Linked DNA regions of Homo sapiens: region 1 is linked to region 2. Evidence: chromatin contacts called from ENCODE POLR2A ChIA-PET data. All regions are on one chromosome and are shown on one strand. Each heading gives the region's core, a stretch centred on a gene start or an enhancer-like site at or near the end of the contact. The rest is flanking DNA. Distances are from core to core; before and after follow the strand shown. Region 1 holds the start of CDC42 (cell division cycle 42). Region 2 overlaps PRDM2 (PR/SET domain 2).

Region 1 (5,193 bases), core at 868-3,367, 8.3 Mb before region 2:
AAAATAGAAAGCTCAAGAAAATAAGGCAGATGTGTTCCAATTTTATATGCCTAAAATATTACATCAAGGCTAACAAATGTATTTCAGAAGATTCAAGTTCCACACCTATCCAATGGTCTGTAATGCCTACACACTACAGAAAGCTGCCTTGAACCTACACTCCTTTTAAGTGTTTACCAATCTGTTCTCTATAGAAATGAGAAACAGTGGGAAAGCACTTGTTTCGACATGAATTATCTTTACAACAATGCATTACACAATTGGATCTCATTTGCTTTACAGAGTCAACATTTTTGTGTGATACTATTGCAGTCGCGGAAGGATACAAAATTTAGAATGTAAACACCCTAGGGAACAAAAATTGTGATCTCTGCTTGACCCCAGGAGTCCGAGACCAGCCTGGGCAACATGGCGAAACCCTGTCTGTACAAAAAATACAAAAATTAGCGGGGCATGGTGGTACATGCCTGCAGTACCAGCTACTCGGGAGGCTGAGGTGGGAGGCTCACTTGACCCCGGGAGGCGGAGGCTGCGGTGGGCCAAGATCGCGCCACTGCACTGCAGCCTGGGAGTGCAATATCCATTATATTTAGTAACGTCTTTGAGACCCTGTCTCAAAAAAAATAAAAATTGTGATCTCAAAATTATGAAAATATTAAGTTTTTTGCTTAAAGATCGAAGTCTCGTTTTTAATAACAAAACTAAAATGTCTAGCATAGATCAGGCATAAACTGATCCTCTTTTCAACACAACTTCACCACAAAAAGTGCACTTGAATCAACCTAGGGAGATTCCCAGCATGCAGTAAGTCATAAAGGAGAATAAACAGTCTGGGAAAGTCATTTTGGACCGAAAAGTGTTCCCACAAATAAACCCACCTCATTCTAGTATAGTCAAAGGGACCTCTATTTAAAGTTAATGCCACGCAAGGGGCCGTGGACGGTGTTGTCTTACACTTTATTCCCTGACACAAACTAATCCTGGGATTTTAAACCTTCCTAGCTTTTAGGTGCACTGAAGGCGGTCATGAACACAAGTAACAAGCTTTCAAAACATCATCTGTGAATACGACGTGTTGGGAAGCAGGCAGGATAAGCCACTGGGTGACCGACTAAGGCTGCAAAATGCTGTTTGAATTTAAGTCCCTGACTTGTAGGAGTTAAGTCTCACTCCTTATACCGCGATGACGTAATCTTCCACACTACATTTATCTTGGACTTAAAGGGGAGGAAAAACAAACGAACAAAGAAAATTCCCCCCCGATAAGAGGAATTAACCAAGCAGCAGAACGACGGCTTCGGGAGGTAGTTAGGTAACTCCCCGAAAGGGAAGCTTCAGCTAAACCGGCAGGGAGCGGGCTGGAGGAGCGGATGGAAATGCTAGGAACTCGACCTCCGAAAGGAAGAGCAGCCTGGAGGCCGTGGCTCGGGGCCACCCCGCCCAGAGGACGCGGCCGGCGCGGAGGGGAGCTCGGACAGGCACCGCCGCGAGCAGCCAGCGAGCTGCCCTCCTGCCACCGCCCCGCCGCGGCCGCAACGCCACTCCCCTCCCCCGCCCCCCCACCCCCGCCGCAAAATGTCCGCGGCGGCGCCCGGCGAAGCAGGAAGTCCAGGCCGGAGCGCAGGGCACGGAACGCAGCCTGCCAGCACGGAAGACCGGCGCCCGGCCCGGCCCAAGCGCCCGCGAGTCGCTCTGAGGCCCCCGGCCGCCCTTAGGAGCCCGCCGGGCCGGGCTGGGGGGAGGGGAGCCCGGGCGCCCAGGATGGGTGTGACCCCCTTCCTTCCGCCGCTGCCGGTGACAGCCCGGTCCCGCTCGCGCCCCGAGCCCCGGCCGCGCGCCCCTCCTCAGACGGGCGCCCCCTGCCTCCCCGGCCGCGACCCCCGCCCCGGCTCCCCCACAGAACGCGGACCCGCGCCCGCCCGGAGGACGCAGCGCGAGCCGGGCACTCCCCCACAACCCGTGCTCCCGGGCCCCCCACGATCCCGCAGACGGGGTGTCCCCGAGGACTGGGAGAGGACGGAGACGGCGGGGATGGGAAGGTAGGGTGGCAGCTCCCGCGGGGAACCTCGGGCCCCGCACTCACCTCAGCTTCTCCACCGGGGCGTTGGCAGCACTGCGCGGGGTCTCCTCGGCTGCCGGACAGGGGCACGCACCTGACGTCAGCGCGCAGGAGACGCACAGTTGGGTGCCCGCGGAAGTGGGAGGAACAGGGAAGGGGAAGAGGCTGGGGCGGGTCAAGGCGGTGCCTGGACTGCCCTGGCTCCGCCCGCCTGTCGCGCACGCGCGGGCCGGCGCAGCTCGTGAGTTCGGGGCTATGCTCTGCATGTTTTCCTAATGGTTGTATTTGTAATAATACTGTGAACGATAGTATGCAAAGCGCTTCCTCTACCAGTTCTTTTTTGTTTGTTTTTTCTGAGACAGTCTTGATCTGTTGCCCAGACTGGAGTGCAGCGCGCGATCTCAGCTCACTGCAACCTCCACCCCTTGGGTTCAAGCGATCCTCCTGCCTCTGCCTCCCGAGTAGCTGGGATCACTGGCACCTGCCACCACGCCAGGCTAATGTTTGTATTTTTAGCAGACACGGGGTTTCACCATTTTGCCCAGGCTGGTCTCGAACCCGTGACCTCAAGTAAGTGATCCACCTGCCTCGACCTCCCAAAGTGCTGGGATTACGGGCGTGAACCACCGCGCCCGGCCCACTACCAGTTCTTTTGATCCTTGCAAGCTTGTGAAGCAAGGTATTGTCCCATTTTGCAGAGAAGACGGAAGCTTCTCTGAAAGGGCTGGTGACTTGCCCCAGATCACAGGGGTGGATGGTCTCTCACTCCCCGGGCCTGTATTCAGTCCGCCGTGATGTGAGAACTGAGTATCACTCTTCTTATCTCTACCTACACCCAGTGTCCCTCGCTGTAGCCACATGGGTCTTTTTTAGAGTTACAACCTTCCCCCAACCACAGGCCTTGTGTTTTTGTTGTTGTTGTTGTTGTTGTTGTTGTTGTTTTTTCTTTGAGACGTTCTTGCTCTGTCACCCAGGCAGGAGTGCAGTGGCACGATCTCAGCTCACTGCAATCTCGACGTCCCGGCGATTCTCCCACCTCAGCCTCCCAAGTAGCTGGGACCACAGGCGCATGCCACCATGCCTGGCTAATTTTTGTATTTTTTTGTAGACACAGGGTTTTGCTGGATTGCCCAGGCTGGTCTCGAACTCCTGGACACAAGCTATCAGCCTGCCTCAGCCTCCCAAACTGCTGGGATTACAAGGTGTGAGACATTACGTCTGGCCAAGGCCTTGAATTTCTTTGCTCTGCCTCCCTCCTCTTCCCCCAAATTTATATCACTGCATTCTTCAATCATCCTATCTTCGCAGTATCTATTATTTGTCTTCTCTGCTAGTATGAAAGCTTCAGGAAAATAGAGAACTTCCCTCTCTTATTCTTAGATGTTTCCCCATGTTAGAGAAAAATCGCTTAAATTGCTTATCCTAGGCCGGGCACGGTGGCTCATGCCTGTAATCGCAGCACTTTGGGAGGCCAAGGCGGGCGGATCACGAGGTCAGGAGATCGAGACCATCCTGGCTAACACGGTGAAACCCCGCCTCTACTAAAAATACAAAAAAATTAGCCGGGCGTGGTGGCGAGCTCCTGTAGTCATAGCTACTCGAGAGGCTGAGGCAGGAGAATGGCGTGAACCCGGGAGGCGGAGCTTGCAGTGAGCCAAGATCGCGCCACTGCACTCCAGCCTGGGCAACAGAGCGAGACTCTGTCTCAAAAAAAATAAAAAAAAATTGCTTATCTTAATAACAGCTCATTTATTGTCTACTGCCACAGCTATTTGGCCAACAAAGACACTTAATTCCAGTATATTGACTTATAGTCATATTTTCTTTTGGATTTTTTTTTTTTTTTTGAGACGGAGTCTCGCTCTGTCACCCAGGCTGGAATGCAGTGGTTCGATCTCGGCTCACTGCAATCTCCGCCTCCCGGGTTCAAGCAATTCTCCTGCCTCAGCCTCCCAAGTGGCTGAGACTACAGGTGCCCACCACCATGCCCAGCTAATTTTTGTATTTTTAGTAGAGACGGGGTTTCACCATATTGGCCAAGCTGGTCTTGAACTCATGACTTTGTGATCCACCTGCCTTGGCCTCCCAAAGGGCTGCGATTACAGGTGTAAGCCACCGCACCCAGCCCTCTTTTGGATTTTTTAATTACCCAAAAATAAGAACTACATTTTTTAGTGTTTACTGCAGGTATGGCTAATAGCTTTGCAGGTAGTAGTAGCTAATTTAATACTCACAGCCACCCTATGAGTTAAGAACTGTTACCCCCACTTTATGGTTACATGAACTGAAGCTCAGAGGTGTTAAGAGACTTGTCCATAGCCGCCATGCCAAGCAGTGGCAGAGCTGAGACTTGCACTCAGGAGGCTGGCTCTAGTTGACTATGACACTACCACACTATCAAGCAGGTTTATTATAGAGAAATTAGAAGATAAGCTTCAGGCCAGGCACAGTGGCTCACATCTGTAATCCCAGCACTTTGTGAGGCTGAGGCTGGTGGATCACCTGAGGTCAGGAGTTGAAGACCAGCCTGACCAACATGGTAAAACCCCATCTGTACTAAAAAACACACACACAAAAATTTGCTCGGTGTGGTGGCAGGTGCCTGTAATCCCAGCTACTTGGGAGGCTGAGGCAGGAGAATCATTTGAATCCAGGAGGCGGAGGTTGCAGTGACCCCGAGATCATGCCATTGCACTCCAGCCTAGGCGACAAAAAAGTGAAACTCTGTCTCAAAAAAAAAAAAAAAAAAAAGCCAGGTGCGGTGGCTCACGCCTGTAATTCCAGCACTCCGGGAGGCCGAGGTGGGCGGATCACTTGAGGTCAGGAGTTCAAGACTAGCCTGACCAACATGGTGAAACCCTTTCTCTACTAAAAATACAAAAATTAGCTGGGTGTGGCATGCACTTGTATTCGCAGCTACTCGGGAGGCTGAGACAGGAGAATCGCTGGAACCTGGGAGGCAGAGGTTGCAGTGAGCCGAGATTGCGCCATTGCACTCTAGCCTGGGCAACAAGAACAAAACCCCACCTAAAAAAAAAAAACAGGAAGATAAGCTTCAGCTGTAGTCCTACCTCTAATGTGGCTCACACCTATAATCCTAACACTTTGGGAGGCCGAGGCGGGTGGATCACTTG
Region 2 (5,072 bases), core at 1,027-3,526:
CACTTCTCTTTAGTTCTGATGGGTGGGAGCATCTGCTATAAGAAGGAAGCAGCTCTGGTCCACAGAGGAACAGCTCTGGCCTGGCAAAGACACAGCAAAGGTCCTTGGTGCCACTGGTAGCCAAACCAGGAGTTACAGGCCACTTGAGAGCTTTCTCTCTGGGCAGAGGCAGGAGATAATGAGGGAATGTTCTGGCTACTACAACTCACGCTGTCATGAAATCTTATACATGGCATGCCAGGCTCAACTTTTCATCAGATTCAAACTGAGATTAGAGAGGACATCAGTCAGTCATAATAGTGATGCTGACAGCAGCTGACGTTGACAGCACTCACTGGGGTGAACAGCATCTGTGGTCCTTCCAGGCTGCTCTAAAGTTGTCTTCGTGGCAATTCTTTGTGGTCAGATTGATTACTGCCCTTCCACAGAAAGGAAAACGGGCTCGGAGAGGTTGAGTAACTTGCATAGATTACGCTTACAGAACTACACATGATAAAGCCAGAATTCAAATATTTTATTCAACAAATATTTATTGAGCAGCTACTACATGCCAGGCTCCATTCTATTAATAGATGCTGGGAACGCAGCAGTGAAGAAATCAAAGTTCCTGCCTGGGTAGAACTCTCATCTAAGAAGGGGGAGACATAGAGTAAACAAACATAATGAGTCCATAACAGAATGTACAGAAGGCTTAAGGGTCTTGAACAGTAAAGCACAGCAAGTAGAGGGATGAGGGACCAGGCAGTGTGACAGATCGATGGTCAGGAAAGGCTTCTTGGAGGAGGTGCCAGCTGATCAGCCTTCCAGGTCCAGAGCCAATGCCCGTACCTACATTCCGCTGCCTGTCATGAAAACAGTAGAACCTCAACCCCGGCTAGTGCTGGCCTGCACCTCACCATCTCTTCTGTGGAATGCAAGTGGCCTTCAGGAAATTCTGAACTTGGAATTTCCATTTCTATGTAATCATGGCAGACCAGGCTGAACTGAAGCTCTGTCTCAACTTGCATTGCTCCCATGAGGGGCCCTGGTCTCAGACTGAGAAAGGCTCCAGGGATCCCAGGAGAATCAATGTCTGGAGCTCCCCAGGTACCAAGCTTGTCCGACCTGCAGCCCACAAGCTGCATGCAGCCCAACACAAATTCATAGACTTTCTTAAAACACTAACTTTTTTTTTTGCGATATCTTTCTTTTGTTTTAGCTCATCAGCTTTCATGTTACTATATTTTATGTGTGACCTAAGACAGTTCTTCCAACGTGGGCCAGGGAAGCCAAAAGATTGGACATCCCTGCTCTATGCTCTCCATGAGCCGGGACTCAATTGCTCCGCACTTACCTAGATAGAAAAGAATACATCATTCTAGAAGCCTTTAGGAGTGTTTTAAAAATTCTGACAAAGCTCTAGCCTCACCAAAGGATAGAACCACCCACTCATGAAATTAATAGAAACTTATGTTTCTCAGTTCCCACAAAGGGCTTTTTTCTCTTTCAGGGCTTTTGAAAAGTGAGTCGTTTCTGCAACAGCCTCGTCCCCAAGTTCTTTAGTGATCACCATCATCCAAGTTCCCCACATGCTGCCCCTTTCCACCCGGGGCCGGCTACTAAGACCTGGCAATTTCCTTAGCGGTGCCTCCCTAGGTCTGTTTTTGTGAGGACTTGAGCACCTGACGCGGATTAAGCGTCCACTGTCATCACCAGCGCCACCACAGCCATCAGCCATTGGATCCTCACTGGGAACACATGCTGCCTTCTGTAACGCGCACGGCATGTGGCAGGTGGGGGGCACAGAGCTCCCCTACAGGCCAGGAAGCTGGTCACTCTGTGGGCAGCATGCCCTGCCACTCAGTAACTAACAGCACCCAGGTAAGGAACACCTAGATGGGAAGGCATTCAATGCCCATGTTCTTCCCATGATCCTACACACACTCTCTGCAGTAAAACTGCTCTCTGGCCATCAGCATCTCATTTGGGGGACACAACAGTTATGTACATGCAAGTCTCTCTAAAACCCAAGGGCACAGTGATTAGGTGGTTTCAAATTGTAGTTGAGCTTGGCTCTGGAACCAGATGGCTGGGTTTGGGGTCTCCACTTGTAGCCATGGGACATAATTCAAGTGATGTTGCCTCTCTCCGACTCGGTTAATCTATCTGTAAATGAGAATACCATCTCCGTCAGATGTGGGAGAGCTCAAAATGTAAAGCACTCAGAAAGGTGCCCCACGCGCTGGAAAGGCCAGTGACACTCCAGGCGCATCCTCAACTCCCTCCATGGTGGTTAGCTACACCCCGAGGGTCCTCTAAGAGTCCCAGGACAAAGTCCTTCAGATCTACAGCCTGACACTTTGATGATTCAGATTGGCTGTTGAAAGATGTTTTCTGAATGGCTGGCTGACTGAATCACAACAGGAGAATGTGCCTGAATTCACAAGTCCAATAATAGCCTGGAAATAGAAGCCATCTGAAAATGTTCTAAACTCTAGCTGGGTTGGCAAGGATTGGATGCGATTATAAAAAGCAAGTGAGAAGAGAATGTTACCGCAAGGAAAATTGAATCCATGAGTTTTAAATAACTTCATTCCAATAAAAAAAATTAAAGTATATTTTGGGCCAATGATTAAATGCTACGACAAATTCAACTGCTGTACACTGAAATTGTTTTTAAGTTAAAAAATTAAAATACCCATAACTGTCTCCTAAGGCCTAAATGCCCTTTTGTTAACTTACCTGTGCCACAAATTCCAGGTTTTTTAAAGTGAGTCCTATTTTAAATGTACATTTAGATTTAATGCTAAGACTCAGTAGATGTAGGATTCCAGATTGTATCATAGGCTCCTGTTTAAACATGAATAAGGAAATATTCTTAGCTTAAATATGTTCTGAATCAGAACACAAACCTGGGCTTTAAAATTCACCTGTAGCTTTCTGTGGTTGCTGAAATGACACTCCAGTTCTTTCTCCCCTCACTGAGTAACTCAGGTGGCACCTATGAAAGGGTGTTCAGAAACATGGCTTGTTCTGTTGACTTCCTGCCATGGTTTATTAGCTGGACATGGGAAGGCACATTTAGGCACCAGTCTTCCGTAAAATGTTTATGGTCTCCAGAATGTCCACCTGAATTTCTATTTTAAAAAAGAGTTGAAAAGAAATCCAGCTGACATAAGGAAGGCAGAAATGCAGGCATGTGCAAATCCTATTACCCGCAACAGGTCGACAAGTTTATTTTAATAAAAGTATTTCTGGGTACCTTTTAATGACTCACAATTAAATGCAATTTTTGCAACTGCAAGTAATTTAATGTAGAGTGATGATGGTTTCCTCAATTCTTAATCTAGAAAACTAAATGAAACCTACACACCCCCTCCAGGTTCTAATCCTATACTTTAAAAATAAGGTATCGGCAGAACGTAAATACCTGTTTGTTTTGCATGTAACAAACACACTATTTGCTGAAGTCGGGAGGCAGCCTAGACCAACTTTCTTTTTGGGTTAATGCCCAGCAGCTCAAGGTTCTCCGCCGGTATCTGAGGAGATGCTTGAGGATCCCAGGGCCTTTAGAATCATCTCCAAAATCAAAGGGTATTACTATAATGAGCTTGGCTTCTGTTAAACAGTCACGTTGCCGTTGATGAACCACATGGCTCTATAAAAGCCAGCTTGATTGACCTGAACTAATTGGTCTGTGATGGGGGTAGAAGTTTATTCCACAGTGAGAGGGAAACTAAAAGCAAATGGGTCCAGGAGCAACTCCTGACTAATAAAGGCTCGCTGCACCAGGAAGATTTCCTTACCCACAAATGACTGTTCCACTTGTTCACTAATGCTTGGAAAAGCTTTTATGGAGAAGGTACTGCGTCCTGTTTTCTATATTTAGAAGAAATAAAATCCCTTAAAAAAAAAAAACCCTACCTATAAAAACGATGGACTGCACAGTGTAGCTTGGAGTTCAAATCCCAACTTGCCACCTTAGAGTTGTGTGCCCTTGGAACAAAATCACTTTCCCCAAATCTGTTTCTCCATCGGTAAATGACACCAACCTCAGGCTGTCATTGCCAAGACTTGTAGATGCTCAGCAGAGTACCCAGCAAACAGCAGGCATTGGAAAGCCAGACTGAATCCACCCTAAAGCTTCTCAGATCATTTCCACCACCACTCAGAGGAAGCGGCACAAGGGCAGAAGGGGGGGAGGGAGGAAGTGACATGACCCTGTGTAGGTGGCAGCAAGGATCGGGCCTAGGGGCCTGGGACTGCAGCACAGAGATCCATGGCACCAAGGAGCAGTTTCGCACTTTTTTCCCTACATGCCACCCACTCAAACCTCAAACCGTATTCAACTTCTATTTTGACATTAGATGTTCTGTCTAAAATCTTAACGGTCACGTCATCATTCCCACCAATCTGGACCTTTATTTTTCTTATCCCATAATACTGTGTATTCAAGGTTCTGCTTGTGAGGCAAACCCTTCAGGAAAGGTCAAGCCACCAGAAGGGCAAGGCCCAAGGGGGCTTGGGCCTTGGAATCAACATAAGCCAGAGAGAAACTACACATTAGGCCCGTGGTTCCTTCACCCTCAAGGCCCACCACCTCCTCTTTCCACCAAGTGGACACGGCTCAGGATTGGCTTCAGAATAACCCTGATGCCCCAACGCCAGATGCACGGCCCCGCCAGCCTTAGAAAGAACGGGAAAACAATAGTGCCCACTTTGCAGGATAATTATAAGGATGCCATGCAGCACTGCGAGGCCTAAAGCACACACAATCCTCTAGCAATTGAGAGCTACACTCATCTGTTATTCTTCCCATATTAAATTCAGAAATTCTCCTGTGCCCTGAATTTACCTGGGGTCTTTAAAGTACATATTACCCAGGCAGGTCCCAGCCCTAAATGGACTCATTGTAGGGCCTTGGAACTAGTGGTTTTGACAAGCTCCCCAGGTGAAGTGTGGAACCCACGGTGTTGAAGGGCAGGGCTTGTGGCTCCCCGTTTTGTTAAGTCTAGCAGAATGGCCCATCCACACCTGCAAGGCCCTCGAACATACGCTCAACAGCAGTGCTTCACCAGAACCTTCACTGAGGC

Evidence for each region. ChIA-PET counts read pairs that join two places held with the same protein, here RNA polymerase II (POLR2A).
Region 1: POLR2A ChIA-PET joins it to region 2 with 10 read pairs in AG04450. The contact joins the promoter of CDC42 here to the enhancer-like site in region 2. POLR2A ChIA-PET finds 5 or more read pairs at or near these places in 2 of 52 experiments (A673 and AG04450).

The regions. Positions count from the first base shown.
Region 1 is chr1:22,049,633-22,054,825 of GRCh38, reverse strand. It overlaps CDC42 (cell division cycle 42), which reads right to left and starts at 2,117. Exons shown (of 6, transcript NM_001791.4): 1 at 2,084-2,117. RefSeq lists enhancers at 560-1,128, 1,129-1,696 and silencers at 1,409-1,588, 1,599-1,818, 1,879-2,028.
Region 2 is chr1:13,789,940-13,795,011 of GRCh38, reverse strand. The region is part of intron 8 of PRDM2 (PR/SET domain 2); the gene reads right to left. Among named protein-coding and RNA genes, the nearest start is that of PRDM2, 92 kb to the right of the region's middle. RefSeq lists an enhancer at 1,731-2,231. Within about 2 kb of position 2,276, at least 3 of the 41 ENCODE cell types and tissues checked have a DNase peak (open chromatin) inside an H3K27ac peak, as active enhancers do.